2 separate regions of the Mus musculus genome follow, and region 2 is linked to region 1. The links are chromatin loops, found by intact Hi-C in ENCODE. Cell type or tissue: left cerebral cortex. All regions are shown on one strand.

Evidence for each region. Peaks named below come from ENCODE experiments on the same cell type or tissue, not always from the same donor. Only the 100,000 strongest peaks of a DNase experiment are listed, where the experiment ranks them.
Region 2: it touches region 1 in a loop (2.5-fold over the local background); 5 of 42 quality-filtered maps call a loop at or near these places.

What each region holds. Positions count from the first base shown.
Region 1 is chr7:28,957,891-28,962,890 of GRCm38, reverse strand. Actn4 (actinin alpha 4) reads left to right here and starts at 559. Exons shown (of 21, transcript NM_021895.3): 1 at 559-872. The coding sequence starts at 708. In left cerebral cortex, no CTCF peak of the experiment used is centred here; DNase peaks (open chromatin) are centred at 500, 2,045 and 4,393; H3K4me3 peaks cover 3,535 bases; H3K27ac peaks cover 2,192 bases.
Region 2 is chr7:28,824,322-28,829,321 of GRCm38, reverse strand. Ech1 (enoyl coenzyme A hydratase 1, peroxisomal) reads right to left here and starts at 3,984. Exons shown (of 10, transcript NM_016772.1): 1 at 3,910-3,984; 2 at 3,244-3,448; 3 at 3,049-3,137. The coding sequence starts at 3,961. In left cerebral cortex, a CTCF peak has its summit at 2,998; DNase peaks (open chromatin) are centred at 3,116, 3,304, 3,561, 4,056 and 1 more place; H3K4me3 peaks cover 1,595 bases; H3K27ac peaks cover 2,330 bases.

The DNA of each region.
Region 1 (5,000 bases):
GCCTCGAACTCAGAAATCCACCTGCTTCTGCCTCTAAGTGCTGGGATGAAAGGCGTGCGCCAACACTGTCCGGCCCACCATGCCCAGTTTTAAGCTCGATTATTTATTTAATTTAAGACTGGTCTTCCTGTGTAACCCAAGCTCCAACATGTTATCTGTCGTTCAGTCTCTGCGGCCTGAGAACAGAGATCCCACGTTCCATCGTGCAAGGTTTATAGTATATAGTTTCGAAAGGGTGGGGACTTTTCCTGACTTCTTTAATGCCAAGGCAGAAAACACGGTCTCACACATAGCAGGCAGCCAAATAAATCTTGATTATGTCTGAATGGCTGAATGGGAACACATTCCACCCCGAAACAGGTTAAAGCCGGATGAGGAGCCCCGCCTTATGAATCATTCATGACTTGGGCCCCGCCCACACGGGGTGACGCGCGCGTTCCCGCTAGAAGCGCCTGGGCTCCCACGCTGGGCGGGCAGCCGGAGGTGCGTTCTGCGCCGGCGCCGAGAGCCCGGGGCCTCCTCAGGTGCGCGCGCGCGGGAGGGCGGCGGCGGCAGCGCAGTGCGCAGGCGCGGCAAGTGAACTGCGCAGGCGTCAGTCTTGGGCGGGCTGAAAGCAGCTGAAGCGGCGGCCGAGTCGGAGCCTCCGGCACAGGGGCGGGAGCTGAGGCGGTAGCGGACCGGCTGGCGGGCTAGCGAAAGGCGGCGGAATGGTGGACTACCACGCAGCGAACCAGGCGTACCAGTACGGCCCGAACAGCGGCGGCGGCAATGGCGCGGGTGGCGGCGGAAGCATGGGCGACTACATGGCCCAGGAGGATGACTGGGACCGGGACCTGCTGTTGGACCCGGCCTGGGAGAAGCAGCAGCGCAAGGTGCGCGGCCCGTGACCCGGGCTGGGTGGCGTCCTGCGCGTGGCGGGGAGGCCTGGAGGAGGGTCCTGGGAGACAATTGGCGGGTTCGGGAACGGGTTTGCAGTCCCGGAGAGGGATTACAGAGCTTAAGGAAGCAATTGGGAATCTGGAGGGGGAGGGGGGAAGTGGCGGCCAGGTAGGAGACACGGGGAACTGGGACAAACGAGATGATGATTCGGGAGGTTGCAATGGAACTAGGTTTTAAGGCGAGATTGTTGGATCAGAGGAAGCATTGATGGGGCCCAGGCAAGCAATGGGGTCCAGGAAGGGAATTGGTGAGCCTGGATAGTATTTGGTTTGGGAATCCTAGTATGGAGGAGATAGTCTGGAGTGCAGAGAGTCTGAAGAAGAGATTGGAATTGCAGGAAGCCTTAGTGTGTGTGTGTGTGTGTGTGTGTGTGTGTTGGGGGGTGGTTCTAGAAGAGATGAAGAATCAGGAAAGGTAAAAAGGGGGCACTAAGGAGAGGATTGTGGAATCCTGAGACAGGGAGGGGGGCCTGCATGGGCTAGGGTGTGTGGTGAGTAGGTGTTAAGATGGTCTGATGGGACTAGGGGTCTGAGAAGGTAGGTGTTCAGGACAGAAGTTAGGGGCCTAGGAACAAAAAAGATGTTTGTGTGAGGAGGGTGAGATTTATTGAGGGCGCCTTGCTGTAAAAAGAAAAGGATAGGGGCGTAATTAGAATTGATGGGGAGACCCAAAAGAGTGTGGGTGCTTTGAAGAAGGGAGAGGTAGTGAAACAGTTAAGGTTCCAGGTTCACGGGGAAATAGTTCAACAGTGAGAATAGTGGAAGACAGTAGGAGCAGGGATGGAGGATAATGGGAGGGGGTTAGTTTGGGAAAATGGAAGTCTGATTAGGAATGCCTGATTAAAAGACTTGGGGGTTCATTGAGTGAGGAAGAAATGAGTGTTCTGGGAGAGTAGTGTCTTTTGATGGGGAGGGTAGGTGAAGGGGTATTAAAATAGTATTTCCTGATGGTATTTAGGAGTGTGGGGGCGATGCTAAAGGGAAGCCACAGTATGGAGTGGAGGTCAGAGTAGGAGGCCAGGAGTGGAGATGTGTTGGGTGGTTGAGAGGGAAGCTAGGAGTGATGGGAGAGAGGGTGTGAGTGTATGCAGAAAGAGCTAAAGAAGGGTGTGTTGAGTGGGTGAGAATGTGGGGGATGGTTCGCAAGAGTGTGAGGAGAGTGGGAAATTAAAATTGAAGTTAGAAGCTACTTCATGCTTTCTAGAGGTTGAGACTTTTTTGTAACTTACTGATGGGCACTGTGACTTCAGGACAAGACCCTTGCTCTCAGGGCGATCAGGAATGTGCTTTTGGTGACTCTGCAGACGGGATGTGCGTGGAGTTGGGACTTTGGGAGTTGGGAGCGGGGCCCTGAGGGTGTGGGAGAGAGCCGGTTTGATGACATTTACCAGATGCCCCCCCCCGGGGGGGGGCAGGGAAGTTGCTATATGGCTGGGTCCAGTCACCCAGTCTGGAGGGTCAATGGTGGGAGAAGCTGCAGTGCCTGGAAAGCCTGAGGTGGGACCTGGTGTAACTGTGGCCCAGTCGGACTGTCAGCTTGTATGCTGTCTGCAGTCACTAGGGGGGTGGAAGTCTGCAGTGTGTAAAATAGCTGAGGAGTGGTAGCTGGGGAATGAGTGCATTTTGAAAGGCAGGGGAGATCTAGTCTGGATCTCAACAATTATTTATTGCCTGAGGCCTTGAGAGGAAAAGGTTGAAAGTTGCCAAAAGACTTGGAAAGTTGGAAGGAAACGGGTCACAGCGTCCGCTTTGAGAATGTCTTGGATCTTTCTTTTCTAATGTTTAGGGAACTGTGCAGTGCCCCCCCCCCCCCCTTTCCTTAGATAACTGGAGTAGGGGTCATCCTCCTTTCACAAATACCAACCTCTGGTGCCTCCTTTTTTTTTAGCCCCTCTCTTTAGGGTGGTGAGGTTGGTGTGCATTCAGACCCTAGGCAGAACCAGGACTCACCAGAATCCCCATGGCTGCCTGTGTCACTTTCCCCTGCTCCTTCCTGGTTCCCTTCCTTCCCAGCCAGGAAAGGTTGAGAACAGGATGGCTCACAGTGTTCTCTAACGTTGCTTCAGCGGCTCTGAAAAGGCCCTGCTCTAGTATGCTTGCTTTATAACCTACTCCAGCAAATATTTACACTTAGCTGTTCTTTAGGAGAAAAGAATTGCTTCACCTCTCCACCCTGTCCTGCATAACTAAGCTCTCTGGTGCCGTGGGGTTAGGAGTTATGAAAGGAATATACCAGCCAGTGCTTTTTATCTCTCATACAAGAGCTCTCAGCCAAACCCCCAACAGGATCGCTAGGACTTTTCTGTTTTGTTTTATGACTGGGCCTTATCCCACGTACCAGAACAACTTCTGTAAATGTGAATGACAGGCCTTTCTTGCCTCTCCAAGGCATATAGATAACTCCCACCACAGGGACAGTGATAGTCTCGTATGTACCTGTTCACACATTCAAATTCTGTGGCCAGAACAGCTGAAGCAGGGGCTGGCTCAAGTCAAGAGTCTGTCTCTTACCTGAAAGCCCTTCACTCTGAATTCTAGGCACCCCTATACCCAAGACATTATCCATAAGGAAGTTATGCAGCAGGTGTTTCACAGGGCAGCCTTGAACATTTGTGGGAGGACAGGGGACTGAGCTAGTTTTCAAAAATTATTATTGTGTCGTTTTAGTCTGGGTTTATGTTCAGGTTTTCCAGAGTCCTGGGCTCAGGTGATCCATGTGCCTCAGCCTCCCCGAGTACTACATGGAACTACAGGCCTATAAAAAATTCTTGAGCAATTGAGTCCTAGTTCTCTTCCCTAGTTTGTCCCATCCAAGTGCTAACCAATCAGACCTAACCCTTAGGATAGTGTGACTGAAGAGTACTTTCCTAAAGTGACTTCTGTAACATCTCTTGTGGAAGGGTGAGAGTTGTCCCCAAAGATCTCACAGCAAGAGGAAATGCCTTGTTCTGAGCTTGAGTGTTCATTAGCACGCCATTGTTTGCAGACCTGAGTTTAGACCCTGACCTTTGGCTCAGGCAGTATTAAATGTGAGTTAATTATTTGAAAGCTCTGATAGTGTTTTGATTTTCTGTAAGCCATTCCTCCCCCCACCCCCATTTTTCTTTTCTCCTTTTTTTCTTCCCCTCCTCCACCCCCATTTTTCTTTTGGACTGATGATGAAGGCCCCAAAGTAGCCATCTGGTATTTTGCTCCATTACTCTAATTGCTCCCCTCTAAGGAGCTGGCTAAGACTAACAGCTCCTTAGCAGCTTTCAAAATTAAATAACATACTTACAAAAAAAAAAAAAAAAAAAAAGTAGCCAAACTGGGTTGTCCTCTGGAAACAAGATAAGTATGTGAGTTGGGTGAGTATATACTGTGTGTGTGCTCTCTTGGGAGAAGAGAGGAGGAAACACCTCAGCTGCCAGTATCCTGTTCCTCCCACCCTCCTGGAAAATGTGTGGTGTTCTCCTGGAAGACCAGGACTCAAGATCTTGAGTCAGACAAATCTCAAGTTCAGGGCCTGCCAGCATGAGCAAATATGGGGAGACCTTTATTTCAAAAAGCAAGAAAAAGAAGTGAAAAGTTGCTGGGAGGATAAGGTTTCCTCACACTTGAGAGCTGTGATCTGGCTGTGGCCCTGGAGTAGTATCTACCACCTCACCTAATCCTAGGCAGTCCCGGGTATGTGTTGGGGGTGGAGGGTTGCCTTTTACCTTTTAAAATGTCCTCTTTGGTTCCAGCTTCTGAGACCAACTGGGTGACTTTTTTTTTTTTTTTTTTTTTTTTGGCAGCAGGAACTGACTCATCCTCTAGTTGAATGAAAGTCATGCTAAAAGTTTTCATTTAATGACAGCCAATTGCTTGGCCTTGTGGGGAAAGTTGGGTGAAAGTGTTAGTGGGGGAAAAAACAAAAAAATGGATGACCCAGGATTTGGCTTGTAATTCCAGCATTTGGTATTCTGAGACAGGAGGATCACTGAGAATTAAAGGCCAGCCTGGGTTATTTAGTAAGACTCTAGCTAAGCATGGTGGCACACATTTGTAATATCAGCTCACTAGAGACAGAGTCAGGAGGAT
Region 2 (5,000 bases), 130 kb after region 1:
TTCTTTTTTTTTTTTTTTATTTTGTTTTTGTTTTTTGAGACAGGGTTTCTCTGTATAGCCCTGGCTGTCCTGGAACTCACTTTGTAGACCAGGCTGGCCTCGAACTCAGAAATTTACCTGCCTCTCTGCCTCCCAAGTGCTGGGAGTAAAGGCGTGCGACACCACCGCCTGGCCAAATACTGGCATTCTTAAGACCAGCTATGGACTTTTTCAGACATTCATCATGAATAGTAAGCTATTCCCACACATAGCTGGGGGGGGTGCGGGGGGGTGGCTGTGAGCCCTTGTCTCCCAACCCATGCTGGTTTGTAGCTGTGGTTGAACACTTGCCTAGAATTCACCAAGTGGCGTAGAGGGCACGGCCCTGTTTGCTCAGAATTCACAAGGGGAAGAGCTGGGAGTGTGGCTCAGTGGTGGAGCACTGGCCTAGTTTCCACCACTGAGGGGCCTGTGGTGGCCCTTGCCTAAAATGAGGAAGCCTTGTATTCAAATAACACATTGAGGTTTGTCTTCAATGTGTTAAAAAAAAATCATCCAAATAAAAACAAACAGAAAGCCCGGGTTGGTGTTCCAAGCCTTTAATCCCAGAATTCAGGAGTTAGAGGCAGGCGGATCTCTGTGTTTGAAGCCAGCCTGGTCTACAGAGCAAGTTCCAGGACAGCTAGGGCTACACAGAGAAACCCAGGCTTGAAAATCCAATAATAATAATAATAATAATAATAATAATAAAACCACAATCCTGAGGCTGGAGAGATGGCTCAGCAGTTAAGAGCACTGGTGGCTCTTTCAGGGGATCTGGGTTCAAATTCCAGCACCGACTGCCTGTAACTCCAGTTCCAGGGGATCTGACACACACACATAGACATACATTCAGTCAACTCACCAATGTACATAAAATAAAAATAAATAAATTATTAAAAAGAAAGAAAGAAAGGAAGTAAGAAAGGAGGAGAGAGAGAAGAAGAAGAAGAAGAAGGAAGGAAGACAAACAGACACAGGACAACCTTGGGCTGGTGCCTTTATCCATGTGTACACACACGTAAATGTACTCACACATATGTGCAAAAATATAAGACAAAATAGAATAAACAAGAGGCAGGCTGGACAGCAGGTCAAGGCAGGAGGATCTAGAAAGTCACTGAGGCCTCATCACAAAGAACCAACTAGAAATCTGAAGACTGCAAACAAAACACCTGAAGCAAAAATGATCACCGGGTGGGAGCTGGAGACATGGCTCGGGGGTAAGAGCACCAGCTGCTCTTCCAGAGGACCCGGGTTCAATTCCTAGCACCCACATGGCAGCTCACAACTGTCTCTAACTCCAGTTCCAGGCTATCTGACACCCTCACACAGGCACATAAAACACCAATGCACATAAAATAAAATTAAAAAAAAAATCATTGGGTGGGTTTCACAGCAGAACAGAAAATTGGGAAACAAGCCATGCTAAAGTGGAGAAGGGGTCAGGGGTCAGAGAGGAGAAAGGGTAGTGGAGTAACTTCCGTGCGTGTGTGTGTGTGTGTGTGTGTGTGTGTGTGTGCACGTGGGGGGGGGGGGGCAGGGGTAGGCAGAAGTCACTGCATGTAACACCCTTGGCTAGACACCCCTGTAGGTTTTGAAAGGTCCAGAGCCTCATTCAAGGTTACAGATCTACTGCGGTTAATCCAACTTCAGGATCCTAGCAGGTTCTGTTGAGCTAATTTCTATGCTTGAATTTGTGGTAGGGAGGGAATTCTGGGCTTTGAGCCAACTCCTGAGTACACACACCCACACACGGGTGAATGTTTTAAATTAGACTGAAAAAAAAAAAAAAAGAAAAAAAAAAAAAGCTGGGCATGGTGGTGCAAGCTGTTAAATCCCAGTGCCCAGGAGGCAGAGGCAGACAGATCTCTGTGTTCCAGGCCAGCCTGAACTTGGTCTACAGATCAAGTTCCGAGATAGCCAAGGCTACACAGAGAAACCCTGTCTCAGAAAACCAACCAAACAAAAACCCACTGAGGACTAATGGCGTAGCTCAACAGTTAAGAACCTATATACTTTTTAAAAAAGATTTATTTATTATTATATCTAAGTACACTGTAGCTGTCTTCAGATGCACCAGAAGAAGGCATGAGATTTCATTACAGATGGTTGTGAGCCAACACTGTCAAATTGATCACACCCAACCTGTTAGTCCAGCCCTAGGGGGATTTTTTTTTTTTTTTTTTTTTAAAGATTTATTTATTTATTATATGTAAGTACACTGTAGCTGTCTTCAGACACACCAGAAGAGGGCATCAGATCTTGTTACAGATGGTTGTGAGCCACCATGTGGTTGCTGGGATTTGAACTCCGGACCTTTGGAAGAGCAGTCGGGTGCTCTTACCCACTGAGCCATCTCACCAGCCCTAGGGGGATCTTATGTTACATATTATTATATAATCATAAGTCTTTAAAAAATAAATAAATAAAAATAAAAACTTTCATTGAGAACCACTATGGAGCCAGCAAGATGGCTCAGCAGGAAAAGGAGTTTGAAGGCTTGCAGGCGAGCAGGACCAGCATCCAGGTCCACTTGATCATGGGGAAGGATAGAACCAGCTTCCAAAAGCCGTCATCTAACTTTTGCACACGTGTGCATGCACGCGCACACAAAAATAAAAGTAACTTTTTCTTTTTGGTTTTTCTAGACAGGATTCCTCCGTGCAGCCCTGGCTGTCCTAGATCTGGCTCTGTCATCCAGGATGGCCGTGAACTCCCAGAGAGCCACTGGCCTCTGCCACTCCAGTGCTGGGACTAAGGGCACATGCCACCGGCCCAGTATTTTTGTTTCCTTCTAGAAACAAAAGGAGGCCAAAGCATTGAGTCATGTTTACAATCCCAGCATCAACATTTAGGAAGCTGAGGCAGGAGGATTACTTCAACTTCTAGAGTAGCCTAGTCTAAATAGAGAGTTCCAGGCCAGCCAGGGGAGGGAAAAAAAAAAAGAGTAAGTGACAAAATCAGCAAAGAAAACTGCTAGCATGGCTGCCCCAGCAGGGGGAGAGGCGCCAGCAGGCAGACAAGTACCTGAAGTGAACATCTTTCCTGCACCGGAGACTACAACAGCCCGGCAGTCCGAGTCTTTGGATATCTTTTGGAAGCATTCCACCAACTCCCTGCAGAGGCATAAGAAGTAAAGGGTTATATCTGGAGTGGGAAGCCCCTGTCCCTGCCCACCTCTGTCTCCTCTAGCAGATAGGCTTGTGGGCTTGCAGGCCAGACCTCCAGAAAGCCCTGTTCATGGCATTCCTCTTCTCTGGCCGGTTTAGCTGCACGTGGAGAACATGCTTCTGGGCACTTGTGACTTGAATAGACTCATAGTTGTGGTCTGAGACTTCCTCGGGGGCTCTCTTGGAGGCCTCTTGTGCAGAGGAGCTCAGAGATCGAAGGCTGATGTTGAAGTACAGCTGGCTGGTACCTCTCAGCTCTGGGGAGACAAGGAAGAGACTTTGAGAGCCTAGAATGGGGACATTTTAACAGTATATGCTCTTTAGGGGCGCTGGCATGACCAGACATAACTTTTAAGATTAGGGTATGCAAGCCAGGAGGTGGTTGGGAGGCAGCATTTGGAAGGCAGAAGCAGTCCGATCTCAGATCGAGGCCAGCCTAGTCTGCAGAGAGTTCCAGGATAGCCAGGCCTACACAGAGAAATCCTGTCTCGAAAAACCAAGTTTCAGTCTGAGACTACATTAGACCCTTGTTTGTGGAAATGACCCAAGATTGGGGACAAAGAATTCAGGTTGAAAGACAGACCTAAAAAATTATAATTTCATTTTAAATTACAAAAGGACTCCTGAGTTTAAAGCGACCCAGGCAGACTTCCCGTCTTATCGCCGCTATAACAAGACGACACAAAAACGAGCCCCCACGGATTAAGGGGTAACTCACGCTGCATCAGCAGGCCGCGGAGTTTACTGGAAACTGTCATCGCGGTAGCCATTTCTGGAGCTCCGGAGCTGTGCGACTTACTCCCGAAGAAAAACTTAGGGGGCGGGCACGAACGTTCGCCATGTTGGTCAAGGGCACCGAAGCCACCGCGGCCACCGCCCTTTAGCAGCGAGGTCCCACCTAGTTCGCCATCTTTACTAAGGGCAAACGAAAAAAAAAAGCACTCCTTCGTGTCTCATGTGTTTGGGACGTTGCTTAAACCTTTGGCCCAGTGGGACGCTGGCCTGAGAAAATATTTCACAGTGCTGTTGGAAAATTGTGTATAAAGTTCATCACAACGCTGTGTTGGAACAAAATGCAGACAACTGAAATAGTCAAGGACAGAAGGGCAGCAGTTTAGTTGCTAGGATACCGGCTGGCCAGAATTAAGCAGTTTTTATTCCCTTACCGCCAGAAGTTGGCTCCTGGACCAGGGAAGTTATACGGATTCAAGGTTACTGGACATTTAGAAGTGCGTAGGCAGGAGTAAATGGCTCTAACGCCACCCTCCTTTGTTTTGTGGTGCGAGGGGACTGAGGCAACATAGGCAAACATTTAACACCGAACATATCCCCAGGCTCTTCTCCCTGATTTATGTAAGGTCTATATAAAACCCCAGGCTTGCCTGTAACTTCAAGTATCCTCCACCTTTTGCCTCCTGAGAAGGGATCATCCTACACCCAGCCCCCGCAACAAAGACTCTGAAAAGAACCCAAGGAAGTTCAATGTGGTGCCTCATACCTTCAATCCTAGCACTCAAGAGACAGGGGCAGGGAAAGAAAAAAAAAAAAAAAAAAAAAAAAGGGAAAAAATCCGGGCAGGGTGGCGCATGCCTTTACTCCCAGCACTGGGGAGGCAGAGGCAGGCGGATTTCTGAGTTCCAGGACAGCCTGGTCTACAAAGTGAGTTCCAGGACAGCCAGGGCTACACAGAGAAACCCTGTCTCGAAAAACCAAAAAGACAGAGACAGAGACAGGGGCAGGTGGCAGATCTCTGCGAGTTCAAGACAAGCCTCTTCTACATAGCAAGTTCCATTACTATAGAGACCCTGT